Regions from separate parts of the Homo sapiens genome. Here region 1 is linked to region 2. Evidence: read pairs that join two places in POLR2A ChIA-PET (ENCODE). Cell type or tissue: K562. All regions are shown on one strand. Links, peaks and the distances in the headings refer to the core of each region. The heading gives the core; the rest is flanking DNA. Region 1 overlaps TRPC1 (transient receptor potential cation channel subfamily C member 1). Region 2 overlaps PCOLCE2 (procollagen C-endopeptidase enhancer 2).

Region 1 (10,865 bases), core at 1,912-9,911, 61 kb after region 2:
CAAGAATCATGGTAATGATAGTATGAAACCTATAATATATTCACTAAAAATAAACATCAATAAATTAAAATATACTACCAGAGATAATCACTTAACTACAAAGGAAGACAATAAGAAACAAAAAAAGGAAAAGAGAATTCTCAAAACAAGGAGAAAACAAGCAATAAAATGGTTGCAGTAAGTCCATACTTATTTACAATCACACTGAATGTAAATGGTCTCAATTGTCCAATTAAGAAGCATAGTGTGGCTTAATGGATAAAGAAATAAGACCCAACTATATGCTGCCTTCAAGGAATCCATTTCACTTATAAAGATACACATAGACTGAGACTGAAAGATATTCCACGTAACTGAAAACTAAAAAAGATCAGGAGTATCTATTCTTATATCAGATAAAATAGACTACAAATCAAAGACTAAAAAAAGACAAAGAGGGTCACTATATAATGATAAAGGTGGCAATTCAGCAAGAAGATATAACAATTATGAATATCTATGAACCCAACACTGGAGCCCCCAAGTATATAAAGTTAATGCTTGCTTTATATACATGAAGGCTCCAGTGTTAGGTTCATAGATAAACTACAATACAATAATAGTAGGGGACTTTAACATGCCACTCTAGTAATAGACAAATCATCTAGACAGAAAATCAACAAAGAAAGAGTAAAATTAAACTACGCACTAGATCTAATAGGCCTAACTGACATTTATAGAACATTTCACCCTATTGCTACAGAATATACATTCTTTTCACCAGCACATGAAACATTTTCCAGAACAGACCATATCTTAGGCTACAAAACAAGTCTAAACAAATTCAGAAAAATACAAATCACAAGTATCTTTTCTGACCATATGGAATAAAACTAGAAATCAATAATAAAAGGAATTTGGAAAATACACAGACACATGGAAATTAAGTAACATACTCTTCAATCACCAATGGGTCAATGAAGAAATTAAGAAGAAAATTTAAAAATTTATTGAAACAAATGAACATGGGAATATAACATACCAAAATCTATGAGACAGAGCAAAAGTAGTACTGAGAGGGAAGGTTATAGCAATAAATTCCCATATTAGAAAAGTAGAAAGAGTTCAAATAATCTAATGATGCACCTTGAAGAACTAGAAAATCAAGAATAGGCTGGGCACGGTGGCTCATGCCTGTAATCCCAGCACTTTGGGAGGCCACGATAGGAGGATCACTTGAGGTCAGGAGTTTGAGAGCAGTCTGGCCAACATGGTGAAACCCCATTTCTACTAAAAATACAAAAATTAGCCAGGCATGGTGGCAGACACCTGTAGTCCCAGCTACTCGGGAGGCTGAGGTGGGAGAATTGCTTCAACCCGGGAGGTGGAGGTTGCAGTGGCCGAGATCACGCCATTGCACTCCAGCCTGGGTGACAAAGCGAGACTCCGTCAAAAAAAAAAAAAAAAAAAAATCAAGAATAAACCAAACCGAAAATTAGCAGAAGAAGAGAAATAAAGATCGAAGCAGAAATAAATGAAATTGGAATTTAAAAAAATACAGAAGAGGCCAGGCACGGTGGCTCATACCTGTAATCCTAGCACTTTGGGAGGCCAAGGCAGGCAGATCACTTGAGTCCAGGAGTTCAAGACCAGCCTGGGCAACATGGTGAAACCCCATCTCTACAAAAAATGCAATAATTAGTCAGATGTGGTGGCACGTGCCTATAGTCCCAGCTACTTGAAGGGCTGAGGTGGGAGGATCACTTGAGCATAGGAGGTCAAGGCTGCGGTGAGCTGTGATCACGCCACTGTACTCCAGACTGGGTGACAGAGTGAGACTCTGTCTCAAAAAACCAAAAACAAAAACCACAGAAGATCAATGAAATGAAAAACTGATTTTTTGAAAAGATAAACAAAATCAACAAACCTTAGCTAGACTAAGAAAGAGAGATCCAAATAAAAAAATAAGAAATGAAAAAGGAGATATAACTGAAACCTTAGAAATACAAAGAATCATTAAATAATATTATAAACTACTATATGCAAAACTAATTGAAAAACCTAGAAAAAATGGTTAGATTCCTGGACACAGACAACCTACCATGATTGAGCCATGAAGAAATAGAAAACCTCAACAAACCAATCATAAGTAACAAGATCAAAGCCATAATAAAAAGTTTCCCATCAAAGAAGTGCCCAAGACCTGATGGATTCACTGCTGTATACTACCAAACATTTCAAGAAAACTAATACCAACCTTACTCAAACTCTTCAAAAATACTGAAAAGGAGGGAATGCTTCCAAACTCATCCAAAGAGGCCAGCATTACCCTGATACCAAAACCATACAAGGAACCAACAAAAAAAGAAAACTACAGGCCAATACACTTTGATATATTGATATAATATGAACATAGATGCAAAAATCCAGCAAACTGAATTCAACAACACATTAAAAAGATCACTTGTCATGATCAAGTGGGATTCATCCCAGAGATGCAAGAATGATTCAACATATATGTATCAATAGACATGATACATGACATTAACAGAATCAAGAACAAAAACCATATGATTATTTCAATGGATGCCAGAAAAGCATTCAATAAAATTCAACATCCCTTTATAACAACAACAACAACCAAAAAAACCCTCATCAAAACAGGTATAGGAGGGACATACTTCAAAATAATAAAAGCCAACAGGGAAAAATTGAAGGCCTTTCCTCTAAAGACTGGAACAAGATGATGATGCCCACTTTCCCACTATTATTCAACATAATATTGGAAGTCCTGGCCACAGCAATTAAGCAAGACAAAGAGATAAAGAGTATCCAAATTGGAAAGGAAGAAGTCATATTAGCCTTGTTCTCAGATGACATGATCTTACATCAAAAAAACCCTAAATACTCCACCAAAAAACTATTAGAAGTGGTAAAAAAAATTCAGTAAAGTTGCAGGATACAAAAATCAACATACAAATGTCAATAACATTTATATATGTCAAAGAACAATCTGAAAAAGAAATCAAAAAAGCAATCCCATTTACAATGGTTACAAAAAACAAAACAAAACAAAACAAACTAGGAATCAATCTAACCAAAGAAGTGAAAGATCTAGGCAAGGAAGACCATAAAACTCTGATGAAAAAAATAGAAGAGGTCACCAAAAAATGGAAAGGTATTCCATGCTCACGTACTGGAAGAATTAATGTTGTTAAAATGACAACACTACCCAAAGCAATTTTGAGATTCCATGCAATCCTTATCAAAATACCAACGACATTCTTCAGAGAAATAGAAAAAATAATACTAAACTTTATATGAAACCACAAAAGACTCCAAATAGCAAAGTAATCCTAAGCAAAAAGAACAAAGCTGGAAGCATCACATTACCTGACTTCAAAATACACTACACAGCTATAGTAACCCAAACAGCATGGTACTGGCATAAATATAGACACATAGACCAATGGAACATAATACAGACCCACATATAAGTCCATGCATTTATGACCAACTCATCTTTGACAAAGGTGCCGAGAACATATTTTGGGGAAAGGATAGTCTTTTTAATAAATGCTGCTGGGAAAGCTGGATTAACTATGTGGAAGAATGAAATGAAACTAGACCCCAATCTCTCACAATACACAAAAATTAAATCAAAACTGATTAAAAACTTAAATATACAACCTCAAATTAAACATTGGGGAAACTCTTCAGGACACTGGTCTGGGCCAATTTTTTTTTGTGTGTAAGGCCTCAAAAGCACAGACAAGGCCGGGCACAGTGGCTCACGCCTGTAATCCCAACACTTTGGGAGGCCGAGGTGGGTGGATCATGAGGTCAGGAGATCGAGACCATCCTGGCTAACACAGCGAAACCCCATCTCCACTAAAAAAATACAAAAAAATTAGCCGGGCGTGGAGGCTGGGGCAGGAGAATGGCATGAACCCAGGAGGCGGAGCTTGCAGTGAGCCGAGATCGCGCCACTGCACTCCAGCCTGGGCAACAGAGCAAGACTCCCTTCCTTACACCTTATACAAAAATTAATTCAAGATGGATTTAAAGACTTAAATGTTAGACCTAAAACCATAAAAACCCTAGAAGAAAACCTAGGCAATACCATTCAGGACATAGGCATGGGCAGGGACTTCATGACTAAAACACCAAAAGCAACGGCAACAAAAGCCAAAATTGACAAATGGGATCTAATTAAACTAAAGAGCTTCTGCACAGCAAAAGAAACTACAACCTACAGAATGGGAAAAGTGAAAAGGCAACCTACAGAATGGGAGAAAATTTTTACAATCTACCCATCTGACAAAGGGCTAATATCCAGAATCTACAAAGAACTTAAACAAATTTACAAGAAAAAATCAACCCCATCAAAAAGTGGGCAAAGGATATGAACAGACACTTCTCAAAAGAAGACATTTATGCACCCAACAGACACATGAAAAAATGCTCATCATGACTGGTCATCAGAGAAATGCAAATCAAAACCACAGTAAGATACCATCTCACACCAGTTAGAATGGCGATCATTAAAAAGTCAGGAAACAACAGATGCTGGAGAGGATGTAGAGAAACAGGAATACTTTTACACTGTTGGTGGGACTGTAAACTAGTTCAACCATTGTGAAAGACAGTGTGGTGATTTCTCAAGGATCTAGAACTAGAAATACCATTTGACCCAGCCATCCCATTACTGGGTATATACCCAAAGGATTATAAAACATGCTGCTATAAAGACACATGCACACTTATGTTTATTGTGGCATTATTCACAATAGCAAAGACTTGGAACCAACCCAGATGTCCATCAATAATAGACTGGATAAAAAAAATGTGGCACATATACACCATGGAATACTATGCAGCCATAAAAAAGGATGAGTTCATGTCCTTTGTAGGGACATGGATGAAGCTGGAAACCATCATTCTGAGCAAACTATCGCAAGGACAGAAAACCAAACACTGCATGTTCTCACTCATTGGTGGGAATTGAACAATGAGAACACTTGGACACAAGGTGGGGAACATCACACACCAGGGCCTATTGTGGGGTGGGGGAGGGGGGAGGGATAGCATTAGAGATATACCTAATGTAAATGACAAGTTAACCGGTGCAGCACACCAACATGGCACATGTATACCTATGTAACAAACCTGCACGACATGCACATGTACCCTAGAACTTAAAGTATAATTGAAAAAAAAGAAAAAAAAAGTACAGACAACCAAAGCAAAAATAGACAATTGAGATTACAGTAAGCTAAAACACTTCCACAAAACAAACAAAAGAGCCAACTCATAGAATGGGAGACTATATTTGCAAACTATCCATCTGACAAGAGATTAATAACCAGAATATGTAAGGAGCTCAAACAACTCAAAAGCAAAAAACCAAAAATAAATAATCTGATTTTACAATGGGCAAAAGATCTGAATGGATATTTCTTAAAAGAAAACATACAAATGACCAACAAGTATATGAAAAAATGTTCAACATCACAAATCACCAGAGAAATGCAAATCAAAATCACAATGCAGTATCATCGCACTCCAGTTAAAATAGTTTGTATCAGAATGGCACACAATAACAAATGCAAGCAAAGATGTGGACAAAGGGGAACTCTCACACACTGTTGCTGGAAATGTAAATAATTATAGCCACTATGGAGAACAGTATGGAGGTTCTTCAAAAAACTAAAAATAGAACTACCAGAGAACAGTATGGAGGTTCTTCAAAAAACTAAAAATAGAACTACCATATGAGGGTGGTGGGGGTGTTAGGAGAAGGTGGGGATGGTTAATGAGTACAAAAAAAAATAGAAAGAATAAGACCTAGTGTTTGATAGCACAATAAGGTGACTATAGTCCATAATTTAATTGTACATTTATTATTGTACATTATAAAAGAGTATAATTGGATTGTTTGCAACACAAAGGATAAATGCTTGAGGGGATGGATACCCCATTTTCCATGACCTGAGTATTACACTATTGCATGCCAGTATCAAAATATCCCATGTACCCAATAAATACATATATGTACTATGTACCCACAAAAAAATTTTTTTTTAATTATTATACTTTAAGTTCTGGGCTACATGTGCAGAACGTGCAGATTTGTTACATAGGTATACATGTGCCATGGTGGTTTGCTGCACCAATCAACCTGTCATCTAGGTTTTAAGCCCCGCATGCATTAGGTATTTGCCCTAATGCTATCCCTCCCCTTGCCCCCCATCCCCCAAGAGGCCCCGGTGTGTGATGTTCCCCTGTGTCCATGTGTTCTTATTGTTCAACTCCCACTTATGAGTGAGAACATGTGGTGTTTGGTTTTCTGTTCCTGTGTTAGTTTGCTGAGAATGATGGTTTCCAGCTTCATCCATGTCCCCACAAAGGACATGAATTCATGTCTACATGCCTAGTATTCCAGGGTATATATGTGCCACATTTTCTTTATCCAGTCTATCACTGGTGGGCATTTGGGTTGGGTCCTAGTCTTTGCTATTGTGAATAGTGCCGCAATAAACATGTGTGCATGTGTCTTTATAGAATGATTTATAATCCTTTGGGATTATTTTAAACATAATTTTTTTTTAAAAAAAAGAACTACCATATGATCCAGCAATTCCACTATTAGATACATATATATATATATCCAAAAGAAAGGAAATCAATATAGCCAAGAAACATCTGCATTCCCATGTTTATTGCAGCATTGTACACAATAGTCAAGATATGGACTCAACCTAAGTACCCATCAATGGATGAATGGATTTTAAAAACATGGTTTATATACATAACGGAATATTATTCAGCCATTGAAAAGAATGAAATCCTGTAATTTGCAGCAACATGGATGGAACCTGAGGCCATTATGCTAAGTGATATAAGCCAAGCACAGAAAGACAACTTTCACATGTATTTGGTAGCTAAAACAGTAGATCTCATGAAGATAGAGAGTAGACTGGTGGCTACCAGAGGCCAGGAAAGAATGGGATGTATGAAGGGGAAAGAAAATAATATTCATGTATTTATTACCACTGAACTGTACACTTAAAAATGGCAAAGATGGTAAATTATAGACATATATTTTACCTCAACAAGAAATAAAAAAATTTTTAAAACCACAGTAAGAAACCACTACACTCCTGCTAAAATGACTAAGAAAAAAGACCAGCAATATCAAGTTTCAGTAAGTATGTGGCAGAATTAGAACCATCATACCAGGGCCTGGTGCAGTGGCTCATGCCTGTAGTCCCAGCACTTTGGGAGGCCGAGGCAGGCGGATCACGAGGTCAGGAGATCGAGACCATCCTGGCTAACACGGTGAAACCCCGTCTCTACTAAAAATACAAAAAATTAGCCGGGCGTGGTGGTGGGCGCCTGTAGTTCCAGCTACTCGGGAGGCTGAGGTAGCAGAATGGCGTGAACCCGGGAGGCGGAGCTTGCAGTGAGCTGAAATCGCGCCACTGCACTCCAGCATGGGCAACAGAGCGAGACTCTGTCTCAAAAAAAAAAAAAAAAGAACCATCATACCTTACCAGTAAAAATGTTAAACTGTTTCCAACCACTTTGGAGAACAGTTTGACAACTACTTAAAAAGTTAACACACCCAGAAATTCCATTCCTAGGTGTCTACCCAACAAAAATAAAAACATGTCCGCACAAAGACTTGTAAGTGAATGTTCACTGCCAAAAACTGGAAACAACTCAAATGTTGAGCAGCTAGTGAACAGATAAATAAAAGGTGGTACTATAACCATACAATGGAATACTGCTCAACAATTTTTAAAATGAATTACTGACATATGAAACAATATGGATGGACCTCAAAAATATTATGGTAAGTAAAAGAAAGCCAGAGACATAAGTCAAGATATTTTATGATTCCATTTATATGAAATTTCTAGTAAAGAAAAGACTACAAAAATAGAAAAACTGGTGGTTGCATGGAGCTGGGGATGGAAACAAGGATTGACCATGAATGAACAGGCAAGAGAGAACTTTTTCCAATGATAGAAATGTTAGAATATTAGATTATGGTAATAGTTACACACTTTAAACATACTGTAAATCATCCATTTCCACACTGTAAAAAAAGCCTTTTTTGAGGCCCTATGGAGTAAGGTGATTATGATCTGTGTAACTTTCTGGGGTTTTGGTTTCACCCACACCAATATAAGAATATGGAAATATGTAATTCCCTATGTCCAAAGTACTTTTAAAACACTAATTTCATATGGTTCAACCTAAATATGTGGGCAACTATAAAAAGAACTGGAGTAAATGAGGCAAGATTAGTAAGGCAGGCAAACAATAAAAAAAGGAAAGGAAACATGAATGGAATTCTGTATAGGCAGAAATTGGGAGAAGGGATTTCTAACATGTAACTAAGCCATTGATGAGACTAGTTTCCAATCTAACACTGTAGCGAAGAGCCACATTTCTTTCTTTCTTTTTTAGATGGAGTTTTGCTCTTGTCACCCAGGCTGGAGTGCAATGGTGCAATCTTGACTCACCGCAACCTCTGCCTCCCAGGTTTAAGTGATTCTCCTGCCTCAGCCTCCCAAGTAGCTGGGATTACAGGTGCCTGCCACCACACCCGGCTAATATTTTTGTATTTGTAGTAGAGATGGGTTTTCACCATGTTGGCCAGGCTGGTCTCGAACTCCTGACCTCAGGTGATCCACCTGCCTCAGCCTCCCAAAGTGCTGGCATTACAGGCATGAGCCACTGCGCCCAGCAAGACTCAACATTTCTAACCAATGGTAATGTTAACCATTAAGGAACACGTGTAGAATACCAAACTAGTAACAGTGGTTAGCTCTAGAAATGAAAAGAAAAATTGGGATTGAAAATTGGGATTGAACAATACTTCCCTTTAAAGATTCTGGCAATATGGAAGCATAATGTCACAATACCTGAATCTTACAGGCTATATTATTCATTCATTCTCATATCAAAATCACCCTTTTTGGAGATTCATACCATTCAGTTATTCCAATACTCCCTCATCATCATCACTGTCATTTCCTACTTCCGTGTCACTCTTGTATATTCATTGAGGACTGTGGCACTAAGCAGTCTCTCTCCCAAGCCATTTTCCTGCCACTATGCCAGAAGAATTCCATATTCCTAACATGACCCCAGCCAACATCCTACTCTCTTGGTAGATACTGAGCCAAGTTTTACAAATTCATTTGCCTTCAGGGGTGATGTTGGTAATAATATGAATAAAGCTGAGTGTACATAGGGCTTACTGGCATTCAAATTCAAAATTATAAAAAACACTATGCAAGTTAAACAAAGCTCTTCTGCAAATTAAATTTTTGTTTTTTATTTTTATTTTTTTATTATACTTTTAAGTTTTAGGGTACATGTGCACAATGTGCAGGTTTGTTACATATGTATACATGTGCCATGTTGGTGTGCTGCATCCATTACATTAACTCGTCATTTTTTTTATTATACTTTATGCAAATTAAATTTAACTGGCAATCCATTTCTTTGCTATCTTTCCCAATTCCGGTGTTTCTCAAGTTTTTTTAAATTTTTGTCTTCCACTAATAGATAATAAATAAAGACTCCTTCTTTAAAGTTATTTGAAGTTTCAAAATACATCAAATATTGAGACTAAAACCAAATCACAGCTATTATATTACTGAAAATGTTTTTCTAAACTACAATGGTTTACTACCCTTCCCTGGCCCATTAGGAAATATTACCCTGAAACTACACCATCTCTAAAATTTAAAAAACAATTGTCTCTCTCTTTTTTTTTTTTTTTTTTTTTTTTGAGACGGAGTCTCGCTCTGTCACTTAGGCTAGGGTAGAGTGTGGTGGTGCAATCACAGCTTACTGTAGCCTCAACCTCCTGGGCACAGGTAATCCTCCCACCTCAGCCTCCTGCATAGCTGGGACCACAGGTACAAGTCACCTCATCTGGCTATTTTTGTAAAGACAAGGTCTAGCCATATGGCCCAGGATGGTCTGGAATTCCTGGACTCAAGTGATTCACCCGCCTTGGCCTCCCAAAATGCTAGGATTATAGGCGTGAGCCACCATGTCCAGCCATCTCACTTTCTTACTGCCAGTATATTGGCTCTTCAAATTCTGAGAAACCTTGCTATTTCTCTAAGTTTTTTTTTTTTTTTTTTTTGAGGCAGAGTCTCAGCTCACTGTGACCTCCACCTCCCAGGTTCAAGCGATTCTCCTGCCTCAGCCTCCTGAGTAGCTGGGACTACAGGTGCATGCCACCACGCCCAGCTAATTTTTGTACTGTTAGTAGAGACGAGGTTTCACCAAGTTGGCCAGGCTGGTCTCGAACTCTTGACCTCAGGTGATCGGCCTGCCTCGGCCTCCAAAGTGCTAGGATTACAGGCGTGAGCCACCGCGCCCGGTCTCTTTTTACTAATTTTGTTAACCTCCTTTTCTTCTGCAGTTCTACTTAGCAATTCCCAGAAATGACTTAAGTCAGGGGTCCTTGCCATTTCGTACAAATGTTTTCTCAAAGATCATTAACAAACTCTCTCAAACTCTACTGTTAATGTTCCAAACCATTTGCAGTTTCCAAATAAACAAATCACATGCTGTACTTTCTGCCTAAAATACCTTTCAATTTTTAACTCTTACTCATACTAAAAGATCTATGTCAAGTCATAGCTCCCCTAAAAGCCTTCAAACAAGTTTGTCCCCCAACCTCAAACCAAGCCAGGTAAAGTGTTTTCTCTAGCTTCAACCTGTAAGACCCCGCTGCTTCAACTACACACTTATTTAACAAGCATATAATTTGAAAAATATTCACACTTAATTGTAGGGAAAAGAAAGAGAGATCAGACTGTCACTGTGTCTATGCAGAAAGGAAAGACGTA
Region 2 (10,865 bases), core at 1,188-9,187:
CTGTGAGTTCCAATTTGTTGTTCTGGGTTTTTCTAAACAGGGCACACACTCAGAGTACGCCTGTATTTTCTTATAGTGTTTGTTTTATATAAAGGAAGAAGAGAACAGGGCTACATTTGTGCTATCTTTGAACTCAGGTTTAAAATTCAATAGAGGGTATTGAGTTGTCCTGGTGAAATTAGAGCAGTAGTTGGTAGCATGGAGAATTTATTTTGCGTGGTTTTAAATTTTTTCTTTGTAGTGATAGATTGGTGGCTCAGGGAAATAAATGATAATTTTAAATGGGTAGATTCAGAACTAAAGACCAATTATGCTTGAATTCATTTTTCGTGAAACTTATGTCTTCTTTGAATTAAGGTTTAAAACCCACCGTGGCCTTGTGTCAACAAAAGTGTAGACGGACGGGGACTCTGGAGGGCAATTATTGTTCAAGTGACTTTGGTAAGAAATAAAAGCCAGTCTTTTTCTCTTTAACCAGAAACTTGAGGCTGCATGCTTAATCTCAAAGGAATTCCTATGAATTTATGGTGAAGGGTCAATAACGCTGCTCATTTATCCAAGAAAATACTTGCCTATACACCAGAATGGTCAAATTGTTAGATTTCACCACTGAGAAAAATATGGATTTAGAAAATATACTTTTTTCATATAAGCTTAATAATTTGACTCTTGGTACATGATACTGCCACATTGTGTGTTCTGGCTGACTATTCCTGCAAAAAACCTATGTACTTTTTTCCTTATATATTTTTCATATACAGAGTATTTTTTCACACATCTATAACTCAACTTAAGTAAATTAGAAACATACCCGAGCTTATATTCAGAAGCTGGTCTCTCTCAGAAGAAATTCAAGTATTTCCCCTGTACTGCCTTTCTGAGGTACTGAAGTAAAAGTTGGAAATCTGGAGTCCATTTGGAAACTCTCACAAACTGGAACCTGAGGAGGTGTTCTTTAATGATTTAGAATTTTTAAGAGCTTTTTCCAGTGGAAAGATTGCACCATCTATGATAGCTACTTAAGAGCAAAAGATACAACATTTTATCTTGGTTATTTTTTCAGTGGCTTTAAAGGAACATTTAAGACAAATCTGATCAGGAAGAGCAAGTTGCTATGGCCTAAATACATTTCCCCAAACAAAACTTCCCCAGAGAGGCTCTGCTTGCTTTTTCTGTGCCTTGAAGTGACTTCTGTAGTCCAGACGAGCTGTATCATAGTGAAGGTGTGAAGACACTGAAGACTCTGGGACCCTAAACCTTACTAGAGTTCACATGCTGAAATTCAAATAACTGGCATAAATGTGAAAACAACGCCACATGTAATTGCTACCACATCCAGTTTACTCTTCTGTAGGAGGTGCTTCAGGAAGTCTCCCTCCCTGTGTCTTGGGAGCCACTGATTTCACTTGACTATAGACTGAATTTTGGAGTGAACACTTATCACGCAGGATCAAAGTAAAGCATCATAGGAATTCTGATTTTATGAACATTGCACACTGCCTAAGCAGTGAGTGTTCACTTTATTCTGAAGGAGTCAGATTAACCAAGTCCAAAACTTGATTTATTCCATTAATGTGACCGCTTACATGGCAAAATGACCAAAACTATCATCAGTCACTGGTTCTCAACCAGGGCTGATAATGCTCCCCTGGGGAGTGGTAGAGATGTTAGATTACTGCATTTTTTTGGTTGTCACAATAACTAGGAACTGCTACTGATTTTTCTAGGAAGGACAAGGCTGGTAAAAAATGTATTCAGGCCAGGTTCAGTGGCTCACACCTGTAATCCCAGTACTTTGGAGGCCGAGGCAGGTGGATCACCTGAGGTTGGGAGTTCGAGACCAGCCTGACAAACATGGAGAAACCCCATCTCTACTAAAAATACAAAATTAGCTGGGTGTGGTGGTGCATGCCTGTAATCCCAGCTACTTGGGAGGCTGAGGCAGGAGAATTGCTTGAACCTGGGAGGTGGAGGTTGCAGTGAGCTGAGATTGTGCCACTGCAGTCCAGCCTGGGCAACAAGAGCGAAACTCCATCTCATGAAAAAACAACAACAACAAAAAAAAACTGTATTCAGTGCAAGTCCTACACCACAAGGAACTGTCCTTGCTCAAGCCCCCAGAATGCCAGGCGCACCCCCGTGAGAAAGACAACATCTTTCCTTCTGTGGCTTCAAAGAGAGACTCTTTTCTCGGAGTGTCATGATGGAAAAAACAGGGGTTTACATAATGAAAAAATCAACTGAATTTTACTAGAGGTTTTTTTTTAAGAAAAAAAAAAGTTTAAGTTAATACCTCAGTTCTATACTTCAGCTTGTTAAATGAAATAAACGGAGTGGATAAGAAAGAGAATATGAAAGACCGTAGAAGACAGAGCTTTCCTGATAATTAGACAGAGGTGAGGACCCAGGGAATGAACAAAAGTTCAGGAAGAAAGGACAGCTACAGAGAAGGGTGAGGAGAGACACAGAAAGGTGGCTACACACCCACACCGACACAAAGACTCACATCTTAGTGGCCCAAACCCCCATCGCGCAATCTTTTAGCGTGGTACTGCCTCTAAAGATACAAGATCTTTTTGAGTATTCACAGGTAGAGCCTCATAAGCCAGACTATCCCCTATGTGACAATCAAGCCACAAGTTGGATAAAACGTTTTAAAGAGTTTCAACCTTGGCAATGGACCGCAGTGTGGCAAGTATTTAGGCTTCTCTTCTAGTTATCAATCCCCAACAACCAGCGTAACATCACAGCTCCAACCTGAATTTTGGTGACAAATGTACAGAAGCAAATGTGAAACCTCTATGAGGGCCTTTTCTTTAACATTAAAATGTTTCGTATCTGAAACTTAGAAGAATGTAAACTTGTTTTTCAGTTCTGCTTGCATTTGCCTTCACTGTCACATCACTTCAAAATGTTTTCTTCTGCAGTATTAGCCGGCACTGTTATCACAACCATCACTCGCGATGGGAGTTTGCACGCCACAGTCTCGATCATCAACATCTACAAAGAGGGAAATTTGGCGATTCAGCAGGCGGGCAAGAACATGAGTGCCAGGCTGACTGTCGTCTGCAAGCAGTGCCCTCTCCTCAGAAGAGGTGAGTAGGGAGAAAACTGGGTGTCTCTGAGCAAGCCATGGATTTTCCATGCCATGGTTGGTCTAGGGAAGTAAAATCAGGGCTAATATGTTGCCCACTTCTTGCAGAGCAGGAAGGCCTTTGGAGTCAGGCAGAATTGGGCTCTCATCCAAGTCCTTGTAACTTGTGGCAGAAGAAGGGGTAGTGGACATGATGAACAAGTGAAAGAAGCGTTTGAAGTTGAGTCAATAGGCAACAGACACACAGAGCAGTGCAGGGTGGAGAGATTTTAGACTATTGCACTTAAGATGCCAGTACTGTCTAGGTTTAAAGAAAAATATCCAGCAGCCAACAGGAAATGCAGACCCGAAGTTCAGAAGAGGGAGGTATATCCGGGCTAGAATCAAGATCTGGGAATCATTTGCAGAGATAGGACTATTAAGTCCATGGATGGGAGTGAGTTTATTGAAAGAAATTACGAAAAACGGAAAGTTACTCCAGAGCTAGAGGCACATGACTTTTTAAGAATATGTATTTAACAACTTATAAAAGTAACATATGTTTCATGGTTTTTAAAAAGTTGAAATAAGTAGGTAAGAGTATGTTTAAAAGTGAAACCCTTTTCCTTTCCTTAGAAGTACTCTAAAAAGTTCCTTCCAGCCAGACACAGTAGCTCATGCCTGTAATCCCAGCACTTTGGGAGGCCGAGGTGGGAGGATTGCTTGAGCCCAGAAGTTCGAGATCAGGCTGGGTGATGTAGTGAGACCCTATTTCTATAAAAAAAAAAAAAATTTAAGTTCCTTCCAGAAAGTTTCTATCCACATAAAGCATGGGCATATACACTTATGGAATCATATCACACACAAGTTCTGCAATTTTTCCCCTACATAAGCTCTAACATCTTTCCACACATACACACAGAGAGAGAGAGAGAGAAAGAGAGAGAAAGATACAGAATATCCACTTCAAGAAAGCTTTACTGTCCCAGCACTTTAGGAGGCTGAGATGGGAGGATTGCTTCAGCCTGAGTTCGAGACCAGCCTGGGCAACATAGTGAGACCTCTGCTCTACTAAAAATAAAAAAATTTAGCCGGGTGTGGTGGTGCGCACCTGTGGTCCCAGCTACTCGTGAGGCTGAAGCAAGAGGATGCCTTGAACCTAAGAGGTCGAGTCTGCAGTGAGTCATGATCACACTGCTGCACTCCAGCCTGGGTGGCAGAGCAAGACTGTCTAAAAAAAGAAAAAAATTTAAAAATAAAGCAAGCTTTACTGTGAATTCAGATTGTTCAGAAAAGTCAGGAGGCTAGTAGCCTCATGTTGAGTCTCTGGAGAGAATCACAAAGGCTCTGTAAAAGAGAAACATTTCTTTCCAGAACTGCCAGGAGCAGCAGATACTGCACCTCAAGATTCTATAAGGTCTCATAATGCTGCTAGCACTTCAGCCTTGAGGCAGCATTACCTGCCCAGACTCTCAGGCTCTCACAGACCACTGTGATGACAAGGTCCACCCACACAGGAAAATGCAAGAGAAAAAGGACACATTTTCTCTATGACACACCAGGGGAAAGGGGAACTAAAGGAGGAATTAACCCATACCTTTTTTTCTGATTTATTTCTGAGGTAATATAAATATTCAGAGTTACCCAACACCTCAGGCCCCAGTCTAGGCCTAACTTAGCCAGTCACACCAATGTATAAAAACATAGTATAACCAATATAAGTACTCTTGACACCGATGTTTTGCAAGAAACTGTACAAATGCAAGTAGTATATGATCCATCTATGCCCTCAAGAAGCTTGCGTAGCATACATGTTTGAGATGTTGATTAAAGTTCAAGACAACAGCAACATAAGAGAGTGGATCATTGGTTGCCAAATGCCAGGAAAATCCAGACACATGATGGGACTGAGAAGCCATCTGAGGATGGCCCATCATGGAGCCCTGGAGGCCCCTCGAGGAAGGAGAGTCTTTCACGTTAACGCGGTGCATTCTTCATAGCAGGCATTTGAAACCACAACAGACCTACAGCACTGCAGAGCGGGACATGGCTGATCTAACCACTCAGTCCAGCTTCCTGGTGTTAGCGTAGCTGAAATACCTTACTAGTTGAATTTGGCTTTTTGCCGATGAGAGTCTTAAAACAGATTTTATCATCCAGGCACAATGGCGTGTGCCTGTAGTCCCAGCTACTTTGGAGTCTGAGGCAGGAGAATCGCTTAAGTTCAGTAGTTTAAGACCAGCCTGGGGAACATGGCAAGACCCCCATCTCTAAAAAGCAAAAACAAGAAACCCAGATTTTATCGTGGATGGAATACATGTATAATCTTACCATTTGCAGAAGAGAACATTTATCTAGAGGTAACTTACAGTCTAAGTTGTTTCACACATGATACATAGAGAAAAAGATTAATTTCTGTATTCTCTTTCTTTAGGTCTAAATTACATTATTATGGGCCAAGTAGGTGAAGATGGGCGAGGCAAAATCATGCCAAACAGCTTTATCATGATGTTCAAGACCAAGAATCAGAAGCTCCTGGATGCCTTAAAAAATAAGCAATGTTAACAGTGAACTGTGTCCATTTAAGCTGTATTCTGCCATTGCCTTTGAAAGATCTATGTTCTCTCAGTAGAAAAAAAAATACTTATAAAATTACATATTCTGAAAGAGGATTCCGAAAGATGGGACTGGTTGACTCTTCACATGATGGAGGTATGAGGCCTCCGAGATAGCTGAGGGAAGTTCTTTGCCTGCTGTCAGAGGAGCAGCTATCTGATTGGAAACCTGCCGACTTAGTGCGGTGATAGGAAGCTAAAAGTGTCAAGCGTTGACAGCTTGGAAGCGTTTATTTATACATCTCTGTAAAAGGATATTTTAGAATTGAGTTGTGTGAAGATGTCAAAAAAAGATTTTAGAAGTGCAATATTTATAGTGTTATTTGTTTCACCTTCAAGCCTTTGCCCTGAGGTGTTACAATCTTGTCTTGCGTTTTCTAAATCAATGCTTAATAAAATATTTTTAAAGGATTACAGAACAACCACTAAACTTCTTTTTATAGATAGTGGGACATTGTAGAAGGAATATTCCCTTTTAGCAATAAGAATAGTGTGATTTATGCATAAGATTGCCTTTGTATCAATTTACACTTTGCTAAAAGAGCATTCCAAGAATTTCAGGGACTAAATGGATCCAGTAATGTCAATAGACTATAATTCTTCTCTCTGCAGAAACAGAGAATGTTAGTGCTAGAATAACATCTCTCAGGGATCTAGTCCACACTGTTTCATTTTGTAATTGAAACGGAAGCTCAGGTATGTTTAGTGACTTGCCAGAGCACATGTCTCCTAAGAGACAAAACAATCAAGCTAAAGAGTCCTAATTCCAAACCCTTTGCCCTCACTGCCACTAGAAGAGCCTTCCCTACCCCCAGAGGAAAGCCCTCTTATCCTGATTTGAAGAGTGAAGTACTAAATATTAGTACTTAGGCTAGTATTTACTAGCCTATATAATTGGTCATTTTACAGAACTTGAAATTAGAAGTGAGCTTGACACTGCTGCCCTGTTTATCCCCAGTTAACTGGATCAGGCTGTATCAGCTAAGAGCCTTTGAGAAATCTATTTTCACTCATTAGTGGAAGAACAGCAAAAGGACCTTCATTCACATAGAGCTGCTTAAGGCACAACTATATGAGTGCAGCAACCAGCCCTGTAGGAGGTTACCAGCCAGGGGCTGTGGGAGAGCGGATAACCATCCCTATCCAAAGAAGGCTGAAAGAACATTAGGGATGAACAAAGACGTGGGTCACAAACTCTTCCACGGTAGAAGCAAAGTTTTGGAAATAAGGGAAAATACTCTTTTAGATGAAAACAATAATTCCCAGCCCTAGGATGACCAGACATTTAAAGGGTGGCAAAATAGAAGTTCAGAAGGAACTCTGTTCCCTCTGTTACGGCAGCTGGGTGAGCCTAAGGAAACGACAAAATTGGGCTGACAGGCAGGTCAGAAACTGCTCCTATACTTTCCCACTGAGGAGCCGTCAGCAGGAAGTAGATGAACTAGAAGACCCTGATGACAGTGGGTGACTGGCTTCCCTGGCCAGTGTCAGCTTTTAGAAAGTTCTCTTAGCCAGCTGAACTTCGCAGACCAGCTGCGCCCAGCACAGGATGTAACTGTGGACTCCTCATTGATTCCAGCCTTCTCAAAGCAAGTTGCTTCCCTTTAAGAATACATGTTCCGGGACTTAGGAGGGAATCCTAAAGATTTCAGTATTTCTTCTTTCTGAATAGAATCTCCTATTGGTGAATTACAAGCAGCATGCTGGCGGGTATCAAGCTTCTGCATGACCAGCGGAAAGACTTCTTCAGGTGAGTGGGGGCTTGAGTCACAGTGGGGTAAAAACTGAGAAGAGTAATCTAAACTATTCATACTATTGACATCTCTGACACAGTATTTTACAACTGCTTAGGGGATTCACGGTTAAAAGTGTGTGGCACTGGTTTGTCTTTTACTTCAGTTATTCAAAACATAGAGATAAGATGAATCGTGAAGCTGCTCTTTCTGGAATAACAACCACTTTGTAATTTCTTTCCTTTTTAAACAATCATTTTTCTATGGTTTGACTGTATCCTCCAAATTATGTGTTGGAAAGTAAATCCTCAATGCAACAGTGTTGAGAGGTGGGCTCTTTTATGAGGCAGAGCCCTCACGAATGGATTAATGCCATTATCATGGGAGTGAGTGAGTTATCGTGAGAATGGGTCCTTGGTAAAAGGATGAATTTGGCCCCCTGCGTCCCCACTCCATCCTTGTCTTTCTCTTTTGGGCATGCACATGTGTTGATGTGTTCATGTGCTCTCTTGCGTTTCCACCTTCTGCCATGGGATGATGCTGTGAGAAGGCCGTCACCAGATGTGGGCCCTTGACTTTGGACTTCCCAGCCTCCAGAACTGTAAGAAATAAATATCTGTTCTTTATGAATTACCCAGTCTCAGATATTCTGTTATAGCAGCACAGAACGGACTAAGACACCTTTATTTTGACTGAGGTTTAGTTTCCTTAGTTATAATTTGAGGGAGTTAGACTACATAACTTCTGGGATCCCATACTATTTTCTCTTTTAGGAATTGTTTATTTTTCAAGAATAGTTGATAAGGTTTTGTTTTTGTTTTTAAGTATTTATACTTGGGGAATCAAATACACATGAAGAATGAATAGGTGACCATACTAACATATCACAAAACATTTCAAAATTATAAATAAATCTCACTGTTTCAGAGCATCTTGCTAGCTTGATTTTCATCCTTTGAATTCCTGTAAATGAACATTTAAGATTTTTCCCAAGTTCCCAAGTCTTAAATTCTGTAATTTACTTCCAAGTTAACCTTAATTGGAAGACATTTACCTTCTTTTCTTTCATGTATTAATAGACTACTGCTACCAGGCTCCCATTTACTTCTGGACTATTTAAATGGTATCAACTAATGACAAAAAAAACTCCCTTAAAGAAAAGCCCTGTAATTAAACAGGCACTAATGAGAAAGTTCTAACGTGAGTTAAGTAATATTAATCAGAAACACCTTTTGCTTGAGTTCATGGATTCAAGCAAACAAATTTATATTTTTTATATAAATGGAAACAAAAAATTTGCAATTAAATTCAATTAGCAAGCAAATGTTTTTTAAAAAGATTTGACCTAAGTATTCTAAAGACCTCGTATTGAGAGAGAGAAAGATAAAAATATTAACTTAGGACTTTGATAATTTAAGTATTTACATTAATTTTTCTAGGGTAATATAATAAAATAATAATATAAATAGAGCATAAATAATATAAATAGAGCATCAACATTTAAAACCAGCAGAGGAAAAAAAAGAAGAAATTAAAGAAAGTGAAACCAGGAAAAATACAACAAAATAAGGTAAAAATACAAACATATCAATAATTTCAGTAAACACCTAAACTAAGTCCTGAAAGTTATACGTCAAAATGGTCAGACTGGCTTAGAAAAAGAAATACAGCTATGTGCTATTTGAAAGAGACATCTAAAACATGAGGACACGGAAAAGTTGAGAGGAAAGGGATAGAAAAAGATAAATACAGTATACCAGGCAAACATTAACCAAAATAAAAATGGTATGGTTTTATTAATACCAGAAAAAAAATACTTCAAGGCATTACTCAAGATGAAGAGAGTTACAAGGAGATATAACAATTCTAAATTTGCACACAGCTAATAACATCCTTCAAAATATATAACTAAATCTGATATAGTATAAATAGAAATGGACAAGTTTACCATCATAAGGGGAGGTTTTAACATGTTTCTCTCAGTATTGACAGATTTAAAAGAGAAAACATTAAAAATATAGAAGTGTTGAACCGCACAATTAGCTAGATTTACCTAACACACATATGTAGAACAGAACCAAGGGCACATTATTTTGAGCTCGTATGGAACAATTTCAGAACTTGCCATGCACCATGAAGCAAATTCCAACAAATTTCAAACAACTGGTATCGAACAGCCTTCTCTAACAGTAAATGACTAGAAATTAATAACAAAAAGTAAACAACAAAAAACAAGAAAAAAATTGGAAATTAAGAAATGTACTTTCAACTCATGATAAAAAGGAAACCATAATGGAAAACAAAATATTAAAAACTGAACAATAGAAAAACTGCATTTTAAAATGTGTGAAATGCAGCTTAAATAACACTTTAAAATTTATAATCTTACATGTTTACATTATAAAAGAAAGGATGGAAATTATTAATTTGTGAATGATACAAATTGGGAACTTAGTAAAAGGAAAACACCATAAACTTTTAAAAGGTAGGATAAAATAGCATAGAGCAGAAATTGAATAAAATTGTCATCTTAAATAATAGAAAAAAGGAAAGCCAAATGTTGGTTCTTTAAAATGACTAATATAATTGACAAAACTCTGACCAAATTAAGAAAAGCTAATTTTTGTATTTTTAGTAGAGATGGGGTTTTGCCATGTTGTTCAGGCTGATCTTGAACTCCTGATCTCAGGTGATCCATCTGCCTTGGCCTCCCAAAGTGCTGGGATTATAGGCGTGAGCCACAGCACTGGGCCACGAATAGCCTCTTTTTGACAAAGGCTCTCTGGATGTACAAGTGTGGGATTGCCCATGGATGCATGGAATCGGGTGTTCTGGGTGAGTAGCTCTGGGATATACATAAAAATTTGTTCTGAAGTATTCTAAAGTTATTATTAAAAATCCTGGTTTTGATTTTTTTGTCATTTGCTTCTCCCTTTTAAAAACAAAATCAACAATTGAGTTTAAAAGGCTAAAATTTGATTAGATATAAATGAAACATCTTTGCCTGAATGATGTCCCTGTAGCATTCTAATACTAAGATTGGGTTAGATTTCAACGAGATGAAGCTTTTAAGTATAGAAACCTATGAAGAAAATTTACAAGCTGAAAGTAAGACTTCATATATCTGATTAATTCATCTCACAAAAAAACTGATATTAATAGTAACATAATGCAGGTAAGAGCCTCCCAGCTGAAAAGGAAAAAGACTTGGATTCTCATTCACAGTGTGGCAATGGGAGAACTTTAGTTTCCTTATCTGTAACATGAAGTTGAATTGGATACTTTCTGAGATCCCTTATGGTCTTAAGTGGTTTCTGGATCCTTGAATATGTACTTTTTTTTTTTTTTTGAGATGGAGTTTCACTCTGTTGACCAGGCTGGAGTGCAGTGACGTGATTTTGGCTCACTACAACCTCTGCCTCCCAGGTTCAAACTATTCTCCTG

Evidence for each region. ChIA-PET counts read pairs that join two places held together with the same protein. Peaks named below come from ENCODE experiments on the same cell type or tissue, not always from the same donor. Only the 100,000 strongest peaks of a DNase experiment are listed, where the experiment ranks them.
Region 1: POLR2A ChIA-PET joins it to region 2 with 5 read pairs; 2 of 35 experiments call an interaction of 5 or more read pairs at or near these places.

Annotation. Positions count from the first base shown.
Region 1 is chr3:142,753,015-142,763,879 of GRCh38, reverse strand. All of the region lies in intron 4 of TRPC1 (transient receptor potential cation channel subfamily C member 1), which reads right to left. Among named protein-coding and RNA genes, the nearest start is that of TRPC1, 34 kb to the right of the region's middle. In K562, for the core only: no CTCF peak of the experiment used is centred there; no DNase peak of the experiment used is centred there.
Region 2 is chr3:142,813,108-142,823,972 of GRCh38, reverse strand. PCOLCE2 (procollagen C-endopeptidase enhancer 2) reads left to right here. Exons shown (of 9, transcript NM_013363.4): 7 at 358-441; 8 at 2,928-3,095; 9 at 5,508-6,099. The coding sequence ends at 5,638. Among named protein-coding and RNA genes, the nearest start is that of PCOLCE2, 71 kb to the left of the region's middle. In K562, for the core only: no CTCF peak of the experiment used is centred there; a DNase peak (open chromatin) is centred at 5,822; H3K27me3 peaks cover 518 bases.